Linked DNA regions of Homo sapiens: region 2 is linked to region 1. A link is an interaction called in ENCODE POLR2A ChIA-PET data of the cell type or tissue named here. Cell type or tissue: A673. All regions are shown on one strand. Region 1 overlaps VPS37B (VPS37B subunit of ESCRT-I). Region 2 overlaps ABCB9 (ATP binding cassette subfamily B member 9).

Evidence for each region. ChIA-PET counts read pairs that join two places held together with the same protein. Peaks named below come from ENCODE experiments on the same cell type or tissue, not always from the same donor. Only the 100,000 strongest peaks of a DNase experiment are listed, where the experiment ranks them.
Region 2: POLR2A ChIA-PET joins it to region 1 with 5 read pairs; 5 of 35 experiments call an interaction of 5 or more read pairs at or near these places.

What each region holds. Positions count from the first base shown.
Region 1 is chr12:122,870,177-122,875,176 of GRCh38, forward strand. It overlaps VPS37B (VPS37B subunit of ESCRT-I), which reads right to left. Exons shown (of 4, transcript NM_024667.3): 2 at 714-885. Among named protein-coding and RNA genes, the nearest start is that of VPS37B, 23 kb to the right of the region's middle. RefSeq lists enhancers at 1,520-2,027, 1,937-2,226, 2,028-2,534, 3,044-3,550. In A673, no CTCF peak of the experiment used is centred here; DNase peaks (open chromatin) are centred at 1,305 and 2,095; H3K4me3 peaks cover 1,804 bases; H3K27ac peaks cover 3,768 bases.
Region 2 is chr12:122,925,995-122,930,994 of GRCh38, forward strand. ABCB9 (ATP binding cassette subfamily B member 9) reads right to left here. Exons shown (of 12, transcript NM_019625.4): 12 at 2,998-4,177. The coding sequence ends at 3,917. Among named protein-coding and RNA genes, the nearest start is that of VPS37B, 32 kb to the left of the region's middle. RefSeq lists an enhancer at 3,924-4,424. In A673, no CTCF peak of the experiment used is centred here; a DNase peak (open chromatin) is centred at 2,567; H3K27ac peaks cover 801 bases.

The DNA.
Region 1 (5,000 bases):
TGGTTAAGTCTCCTCTTCTAAACTGGTGACTGCTAAACTGGCTGGCTTCCTCCTAATCTCCAGCCCCTTTTCTGGTAACTGCCCCGAGGTACCCACGTTTCTGCAACCTGCTTCACACTGCAGACCCTGGAGGTGCGTGTGGACCTGGGCTGACCTCAGCAGTCACCGCCACCAGTCAGGGCCACTGGGAGGAGGGGGCAGTCCTGCTATACACCCTGCCCTCTCGAACCGCAAGTGCAGAGAGGCCGCAGGTCTGGGGGCCCTCCATATTCCATACATAAACTAGTCCAATACAGTGGCTCATGTCTGTAATAGCAGCACTTTGTGAGGCAAAGGCAGGAGGATGGCTTGAGTTCAAGACCAGCCTGGGCAACATAGCAAGACAACCTCTCTGCAAAAAAATGAAAAACTAGCCTGCTTGGGGTAGTGCACACCTGTGGTCCCAGCTACTCAGGAGGCTGAGACAGGAGGATCACCTGAGCCCAGGAGGTCGTGCTGAGCCATGGTTGCGCCACTGCACTCCAGTCTGACAGAGCAAGACCCTGTCTCTAAAAATAAATAAATAATATACATAAGCTATTTGTTCATTGCAGTAGAGTCGCTATCTTAACCTGAAATTTTTCCGTAATATTTCTTTCCTGGTAGGGCAATAGCTTGAAAATGTGTCCTTCTCTCAACTCTTTATTCTCGAATGATCACCCTTAAAAAGTTACCTAATTTGGTCTTCTTTATCTGATAGGCTTCAAAGAGAACCTGGAGTTCCTGGTATTTCTGGGTCAAGCGTGCTTTCAACGTGTCCAGCTGGGGCTGGTACAAAAGGTTTCCTTCTGCCAGGCTCCGGTTGCTGGCAAGTGTCATTTCTTTGTTAAGCTGAACATTCTGTGTCTGCAAGGAACACACAAGATGATGAGAACCAAAAGTATATCAGCTCCTAAACCCCTGAGGTCCCCACGCACACCCCAGGAGCCCAGTGCAGCTGCTGCCACCTCACTGGTCTCCACAGCTGGCACCGCATGCCAGGCAGATGCTACTGACCCAGAGCCAAGCCCCTTGGTTTCTCATTTGGAGCTGCTGCCCGTCGTAAAGAATGAGGCCGACTTCCTTCCAGCACGTTTCCAGGACAGGCTTTGTCCTGTGACTCCATGCAGAGCCTTCCCTGCCACGGCTGCGCTGTGACTTGAATTCCTTACTACGGCCATTGTGCTTGCAGAAGTAAACAGCTGTAAAGATTTAGAATCTGATTTTTTTCAAAACAAGTTTCTGCTGCTCCCGAGGAAGTTAAGGAATCACTTATCAGCAGGAGACCAGTTGGCATGATGTCAATTCAGGCTTCATAAGCAGGCTAAGAGGTCCAACCAGCAAGCTGAAGAGACCCTGGGAAGGAACTGTGTTTCCAGCCACCGGGGTTCCTCTGTCTCTCCCATGCCCACCCCAGCTCTTCTGAGCCTTCCAGCTCCTAGCTGTTGGTGGGTGAGCAAAGCCGACCAAAAGCTGGGGGAAGAGGGGGGACATATTTTGCCCATCAGGGATTTCATTTTGTCCTTTAAAGCAATGACAGGCTACCCTGGTAGGTAGAGAAGAAGCCACATGCCCAGAACTTAGGGGAGAACGACAGGAGTAGAAGGTCTGAGAAAAAAAGGCAAAACGCTCCTAGCAAAACTTAGCCAAAGTTTAAATAAAAAACACAAACGCGTGGGTACCCTAGTTCCCTTTTCACTCACTGGTGATCGGCTTCCTCTACCACAGCCCAGCCGCCGCCACCTCACTTTCCTTCCACACCGTCAGTTTCAACAGCATGCGATTCCTTACCCAGCGTGTGTCCCTGTTTCTCTTTAAGCAGCTCTTCTTCAACGCCACCCCAGTCATCTCATTTTCCCCTTAATATTTTCTACCACCCCACCCAGGCTATTTTTGCTGCGACTTCCTTCCTCTTAGTAGCTCGAGTATAGATTCCTGGCCATGCTGCCTCTGCTCCCCACCCCCAGTCATACCCGTTGATTGCTGTCATAGTTCCTGGTGCGCTCACACGAGTGCACACGCACCACACACACAAGGAAGAGCCTCAGGGAATCAGAGAACAAAGAAAGAAGCCCTTGGATCCATGCCTCAATCAGGAGATCCCTAACCCCAGCAGGAGGGCTCTTTTCAGCAGACAGTGATCTGCATCTCCAGACAACAGCTGCACCCAGGGCCCTAAAGATCAGGCTCTGCTGAAACCCAACAGGATTTAAATGACAATGAAAACCAAACCTCTCTCCCAACTCTAAAGTAAAAGCTAGGAGTGTCCTCGAAATGTGGGTGGTAGAAATGCTTTCATCTCTTCTGATGCCTTTAGCAAAAAAGGAGAATCTTGGGACTGGAAAGACGCAGTTTCACTCGGGTTTCTGGTAAGCAGTGGGGCTCCCGTCACCCGCTTCCCCACCCACAGGGCGGCTCTCCATGGGCTTTCTATGCCAGGCCATGCAGAAGCGTCTTTCCTTCCATTGTTAAGTCATTTAAAAGAACAAACAAAAACCACTGTATGGCCACTCTGGAAAACAGGCACTTTTTAATAAAGCTGAATACGTAACTACCCTATGACCCAGAAGTTGTACTCTTGGGCATTTATATCAGAGAAATGAAAACTTATATTCAACAAAAACCTGCTCAGGACTGTTGAGAGCAACATTTATTTGTAACAACTAAAATCTGGACGCAGCCCAGGTGTCTTTTAACAGGTGAATGGTTAAACAAGCTGCAGGCCAGCCAGGCCGCAAAATACCACTCAGCAGCAAAAGGAAGAAACTTGACTGGCGGGACTGAGAACGCTCTAGGGAATCACACTGAAGGAAAACAGCCAACCCCAAAGGGCCACTCACTCCATGACCCCATGCACACAACACCCTTGAAATACAAAATCACAAAAATAGAGAACAGATTAGCGGTGTGTGTGGGACTATAAAAGGCCGACATGACGGATTTGCACGGGGACGGAGCCGTCCTGATGTTCTGTGTCCTGGCAGTATCAGTGCCCCGATCCTGGTGCTGAGAGTGCGTTGAATTTCACCAGATGTTACCCAGGGGGCAGCTGGGAGAAGGGGACACAGGATCTCTCTGTATTCTTTCAACTGCATGTGAAACTATGAGCATCTCAAAATAAAATTTAACTGTAAATACAACCACCAACCACTGCTGAGATGGCTTTCTCCTGCTGGTCTCACCTGGCGGATGAGGAGAAGGGCACATTGTCCAGGCTGCATTCAGAGACAGGCCTCGCGCTCCTGCTCCCAGACCCACAGTTCTGTGTGTTCCATCACTCTCAATCAATCATTTGTTCAATAAACATTTACTGAGCGAGTATTATCTGCCACGCCTGGGGTTAGGCACAGGGAATTCTGAGAAACAGGAGTGCTCCCACCCTCAAATAAACTGAGTCAAGCATAAATGGAGCCAAACTCATCAGCCCTGATCTGTGAGGCCCCAAATGGCCTGGTCCCCACCATCCCTTCCCGGTCAGTTCTGAGAAAGGAGGTCCCTAACCATCCTGCCTACACCAGCAGCCACCCTCTGTCAGCGCCCATGTCTTTCGTGGCATCATCACTGTCATCAGTGAAGATTAAATCTGTTGTCTCAATCACTGTCTGTCCCAACACTAAATACAGACGACACACTTGTCTTTGGCATCCCAAGCACTTTGCACACATCTGCCACTCAGTGAAGATCTGCTGAATGAATCAGAGAGCCCCCCACAACCCCAAAAAAGCCAAGATTCACTCAAAGCCAAGCCTGGCAAATAAGGGAGGTAACAAAACTGTGGAGGAAAAAAAGCGACCTAAGTTTGTTGAGAGCTAAGTGCCTCCAATCCTTGATGAAGCAGAGGCGCTCCCATCAGAAAGTCACTAGAGACTAAGTCTGAGGGAGGGTGTCACGCTGGACCTTAAAGTAATTGTCAAACAGAATTTCCTCAAAAGTCCTCAGTCAAGGTAGCACACAGCAAGTGCAGGTCTCCCACGCAACCACTTGAAAGACAGCGCTCAATGCAGCACCGACCGACATTCCAGCAGGCGGCCTAGACTACCCCACAGCAGTCTCAGCCTCGGCTGTGCCTTACGATCCCCGTTTACTGGGGAGTAGGGAGGCTGCTGTTACAAATCTCAATGTCCCGACCAACCCCTACCTGTTGAGCTCTTCAGGAGGGGCCAGGCATGGATGCTGCCTTCAAAGCTCCCTGCTGATACATACCGCTAAGCTGAAGACTTTTGCTCCAGTTTCACCATACAAATGCATCTACAAACAAAATCTTATTTCCGTAGGGTTTAAGTCAAGTCAAAATCACTTGTCCTATATATTAGAAAGTCCTAGAGGAGAAGAACACAAGGAAAGCGTGGACTATAATAAAGACAACTCACGTGTCCACATTTCTGGGGTCTGGGGAAAAAAGGCAATTTGTTTTGTATAGGACACACATAAGCCACCAGGCATCAAAAGAGGCCAAATAAAACTCCAACTGAGGCCGAGTGCGGTGGCTCACACCTGTAATCCCAGCACTTTGGGAGGCTGAGGCAGGCAGATCACCTGAGGTTAGGAGTTCAAGACCAGCCTGACCAACATGGAGAGACCCCTTCTCTAAGAAAAATACAAAATTAGCCGGGCATGGTGGCACATGCCTGTAATCCCAGCTACTCGGAGGCTGAGGCAGAAGAATCACTTGAACTTGGGAGGCAGAGGTTGCAGTGAGCCAAGATCGCGCCACTGCACTCCAGCCTGGGCAACAAGAGTGAAACTCCGTCTCAAAAAAAAAAAAAAAAAAAAAAAAAAAAAAAAAACTCCAACTGAGGACTGTTAAACTGGCAGTGATTTTTTAAATATCCTTTGGGTATTCAGATGTTTTCATATAAATACGATAACTTTTTTTTTAAATTGAGACAGAGTCTCGCTCTGTCACCGAGACTGGAATGCAGTGGCGTGATCTCAGCTCACTGCAGCCTCCGCCTGCCAGGTTCAAGCAATTCCCGTGCCTC
Region 2 (5,000 bases), 56 kb after region 1:
CGTAGTATAGGGTTCCATGTACATGAAAAGGCCAGAGGGGCCAATCTGCAGAGCCAGATTTTAGAATGCTGGCGGCCAGGGGCTGTGTGGAGGAAGAATTGGGGAGTGACTGTTAATGGGTATAGGGTTTTCTGTTAGGGTGATGAAAATGTCCTGGAATTAGATAATGATGATGGTTACACAACATCATAAGTGTACTAGATGTCACTAATGATAAGTTTTATATTGTCTGCATGTTGCTGCAATAAAAACAATTTTAAAAACATTAGGCTGGGCGCAGTGGCTCACACCTCTAATCTCAGCACTTTGGGAGGCCGAGGCAGGTGGATTACTTGAAGCCAGGAGTTCAAGACCAGCCTGGCCAACATGGTGAAACACTGTCTCTACTAAAAACACAAAAAAATTAGCTGGGTGTGGTGGCAGGCGCCTGTAGTCCCAGCTACTCAAAAGACTGAGGCAGGAGAATCGCTTGAACCAGGGAGGCAGAGGTTGCAGCGAGCTAAGATTGTGCCACTGCACTCCAGCCTGGATGACAGAGAGAGATCCTGTCTCAAAAACTAAAACAAAAAACCCTGCCAAAATAAAACAAACAAAAGAAAACATTATATCTCTAGCTGGGCGTGGTGGCTCATGCCTATAAGCTCAACACTTTGGGAGGCCAAGGTGGGAGGATTGATTGAGGCCAGGGGTTTGAGACCAGCCTGTTCAACAAAGCAAGGCCTGTCTCTACAAAAAAAAAAAAAGCAAAAGAAAAAATTAGCTGGGCATGGCGATGTGCACCTGTAGCCCCAGCTACTCTGAAGGCTGAGGTGGGAGGATCACTTGAGCCCAGAAGGTTGAGGCTACAGTGAGCTGTGATAGCACCTCTGCACTCCAGTCTGGGCAATAGAGCAAGAACCTGTCTCTAAAAACAAACAAACAAACAAACAAAAACACTCCTATCTTAAATGTAATGTGGGACACTGGAACAGAAAGAGGACATTAGTAAGAAAACTAGTGACACACAAATACAGCTTGCAGTTTCACTGATAGTGACATGCTATGTTGGTTTCCTAATTGTGACAAATGTACCCCAGTACTGTGGGATTTTAAGAGAAGAGAAACTGTGAGGGGTGGGGCATAAGGGAACTTTCTGTATTGTTTTGTGACTTTTCTGTAAATCTAAAATTATTTCAAAATTAAACTTTTTTTTTTTTTGAGACAGTCTCGCTCTGTCACCCAGGCTGGAGTGCAGTGACGTGATCTCGGCTCACTGAAACCTCTGCCTCCCGGATTCAAGCAATTCTCCTGCCTCAGCCTCCCGAGTAGCTGGGACTACAGGCGTGTGCCAACACGCCCGGCTAATTTTTGTATTTTTAGTAGAGACAGGGTTTTACCATGTTGGCCAGGCTGGTCTTGAACTCCTGACCTCGTGATCCACCCACCTTGGCCTCCCAAAGTGCTGGGATTACAGGCATGAGCCACTGCATCTGGCCTAAACATTACTTTTTTAAAACTCCTATGTACCTCCTAAAAAGAAGGTAATTCGGTCTCTGGAAGGTTCTTTTGTCTGCCTATGGCGCACTTTTGGGTGTGGGTTTACAAATCAAGGCACTGGAGCTAACTCCATAGGAGAGGGAGAAGAATCTGGAATTCTCAGCCTGAAAGTGCAGGGATGAGAAGAGACAGGCAGATGGGAGAGGAGCTTAGACTGGAACGGGGCTGGGCTGGGGCCAGGAAGCCCCTTGCGAGGGACTTTGCAGAACAGGAATGTCCAACACTGACGCTACAAACTAGAGATGCACAGGCTGGAGACCACCTCTACACATGTGCTTGTTGGTCCTCGGTTTTGTCAAAATAATTTGAGCCAATACATAAAAAACAGCTGATCTCACATGAAAATTGGAATTTCCAACTTCTCTGGAAACATCTGAAGATATGCTAAGTCTCTGAAAACTTAACCCCCTCTGCTTCCTAAAATCAAAAAGGAAGTCCTGAGGTTAACTTCAACCAAGGTTGCAAGTTCCCCTCTGTAGCAGGCTGAGTGGTGGCCCCCAAAAGCTTCCCTTGTCAAACCCCTGAACCTGTGAAGTGACCGTATTTGGAAAAAAGGGTCTTTGCAGATGCAAAGGACCGCTAGATGAGATCAGCCCGGATTATCTAGGTGGCCTCTAAATCCAATGACAAGTGCTTTTATAAGAGAAAGACAAGGCTGGCCAGGCGCGGTGGCTCACGCCTATAATCCCAGCACTTAGGGAGGCCAAGGTGGGCAGGCCATCTGAGGTTAGGAGTTTGAGACCAGCCTGGCCAACACAGTGAAACCCATCTTTACTAAAAATACAAAAATGAGCCGGGTGTGGTGGTGGGTGCCTGTAGTCCCAGTTACTCAGGAGGCTGAGGCAGGAGAATCGCTTGAACTCGGGAGGTGGAGGTTGTAGTAAGCCAAGATTGTGCCACTGCACTCCAATCTGGGTGACAGAGCAAGGCTCTGTCTCAAAAAAAAAAAAAAAAATTGAAATACTACTCTACCAGTTGGCACAGAGCCCTCCTCCTGGGACCCCAGAGTTCTTCACAATTCAGCAAGTAAGAATAACCACCGCAGGGGTCTTCCTGTGTCCGGGCCCAAACCTCCCTGCTGATTGAGCTGTCCTCCTGGGTAATATTTCTTTACTGCATGGATTGGGGTGGGTGTCGGGTGCCTGGGCCCCGATGGAAAAGAACAGGTGGCATTTGTTGGGCCTCAGTTCAGCTGTCCCGGGAAGCACAGAGGCCCCTGGGATTTCAAGGCAACGTCTCTATCCCCCTGCGCAATCCCCGTGGAGACAGGCAGACAGGAATGTCTACACCAGAGACCCTGGGATGGGAGGAGTGCAGATGGGGCTCCCAGACACAGGGGGAGGCCCTGGACCACCCAAAGTCTCTCTGCAACTCCACCAGAGAGGGCTGAGAGGAGAGCCGTGGTCTGGTGGAAAAACCTAACTGGGCGATGAGGCAGTTGGCCCAAGTAGAAGTCAGAGGTTAGGGGTAAGAGGTAGTACACTTTATTGACCGGGTTCTCTCAACATGTTGCAACCTCTGGCAAAGCCAGATCCTGGGCTTTGCCACCATCCCATCCACCAAAGACAGAAGAGAATGCATCTCATGAACATCCACGTGGCCTCCAGACAGCAGAGCACAGGGGCGGGTGTGGGGAGGGAGGCTGCCAGCCAGGGGTGGGTGGACGAGGGGCGAAAGCGCTGGGTGCCGGGCTGGGGGCACCCCTGAGGCCCCTCCAGACCTGGCCAGCCCCTCACTCCCCCAGTTGAGGTTTCGTGTGGTTCACAGTGAGACTGGCTTAGATTGGCAGCGGGCGATGGCAGACAGATGCCCTCCACGCTCCCTACCCGCCCTGGCCAGACTCACAGAGCTGGCAAGAGGGAGAGACGGAAAATCCCGTTCCCCGTGTCTCCCTCCGGGACAGGGAAGCCCCTTCTCTGGAGGGGTAAAGGGGAGAGGCCTAGTCTCTGGACATCCCCCAGGCTACTAAGGAAGGGCCATTCACTCCTGGCTCAGAAGTTTCTAGAACATCTTGGTGAAAGTGCCCGCCATTACTCCCAATTAGAAAAAGGTTTTTGAAATCTAGGAGTTGACTGGGGTGCCTCAAACCAAACAGTAAAAACCCTGGTAAGACCTAGGTTTAAAAAGGCAGCTCTACCTTTGCTTAGGAGGCTAGGGAGGTCCGTGAAGGCGTTGGCTCAGGGCAGCAGGGGTAAGGAGTGCCCTGGGAATGGGGCAGGGACCAGGGGCAAGATGCAGGAAGCGGTGATCCATGGGACATGGCAGGTCGTCTTTCAGTGCTGCAGGCCTGGGCTCGGAGGGCAGCTGGGGGCCTCCGTGGGCACATCTGCCAGGCAGGCACCGGGTCCTCTGCCCCACCGGGAGAAGCAGGGGCCCCCCATCAGGCCTTGTGACTGCCGTTGGCTACAGGCTCGTTGTGGCCAGCTGTGAAGTCTGCGGCGGGCTGAAGCCCCAGCATCTGCCGCTGCACCAGCTTGGCGTAGAGGCCGCCCTGGGCCAGCAGCTGCTGGTGGGTGCCCTGCTGCACTACGCGGCCCTTGTCCAGCACCACAATGAGGTGCGCGTGCTCCACGGTGCTCAGCCGGTGCGCGATGATGAGTACCGTGTGCTTCTGCAGGTTGCCATGGATGGCCTGCTGGATCTGCGGGGACAGTGGGGGCCTGGCTTGCATGGCACGGACGCCCCACCCGCAACCGTGCTTCATGCCACGGCCTATGGGCTGATGCTTAACCTCTCTGAGGCTCAGTTCACAAACGATGGCCAGCTTCCTGGGTTTTTCTTAAAGGGAGACAGCTCAGGGCCAGACACAATGAGGCACCTGGTGAATGGGGGATCAGCTCTACCCTGGCCCTCCAGTCTTCTGGTCCTTCCCTTCCCCCTCCTTTTTTTTTTTTTTTTTTTTTAAGTCTTGCTGTCACCCAGGCTGGAGTGCGGTGGTGCGATCTCAGCTCACTGCAACCTCTGCCTCGTGGGTTCAATCGAGTCTCACGCCTCAGCTTCCCAAGTAGCTAGGGGATTACAGGTGCCCGCCACCATACCCAGCTAATTTTTGTATTTTTAGTAGAGACAGGGTTTCACCATGTTGGCCAGACTGGTCTCGAACACCTGACTTTGTGATCCGCCTGGCCTCGGCCTCCCAAAGTGCTGGGATTACAGGTGTGAGCCACCGCGCCTGGCCTTCCTTGTTTCTTATCTGCCTTCCCCACTGGAATGGAAACACCATGGGGACAAGGGTCTTTGTCTAGTTAGCCCACGATAACCCCAGAATGGTGCCTGGTGCCTGGTGCCTGAGAAGAGCTCAGTAACTCTCTGTGTAACAAATGAATCAATCCGCGCATAGACTGAGGTTGCTAGCCATCTGCAAATACATGACTGGGCCCACCTGACCAGTGAGAATGCGACTCAGAGGGGAAGCACTAGCTTGAGGTCACACAGTTATAAACTGTAGGACGGAGCTGCTAATC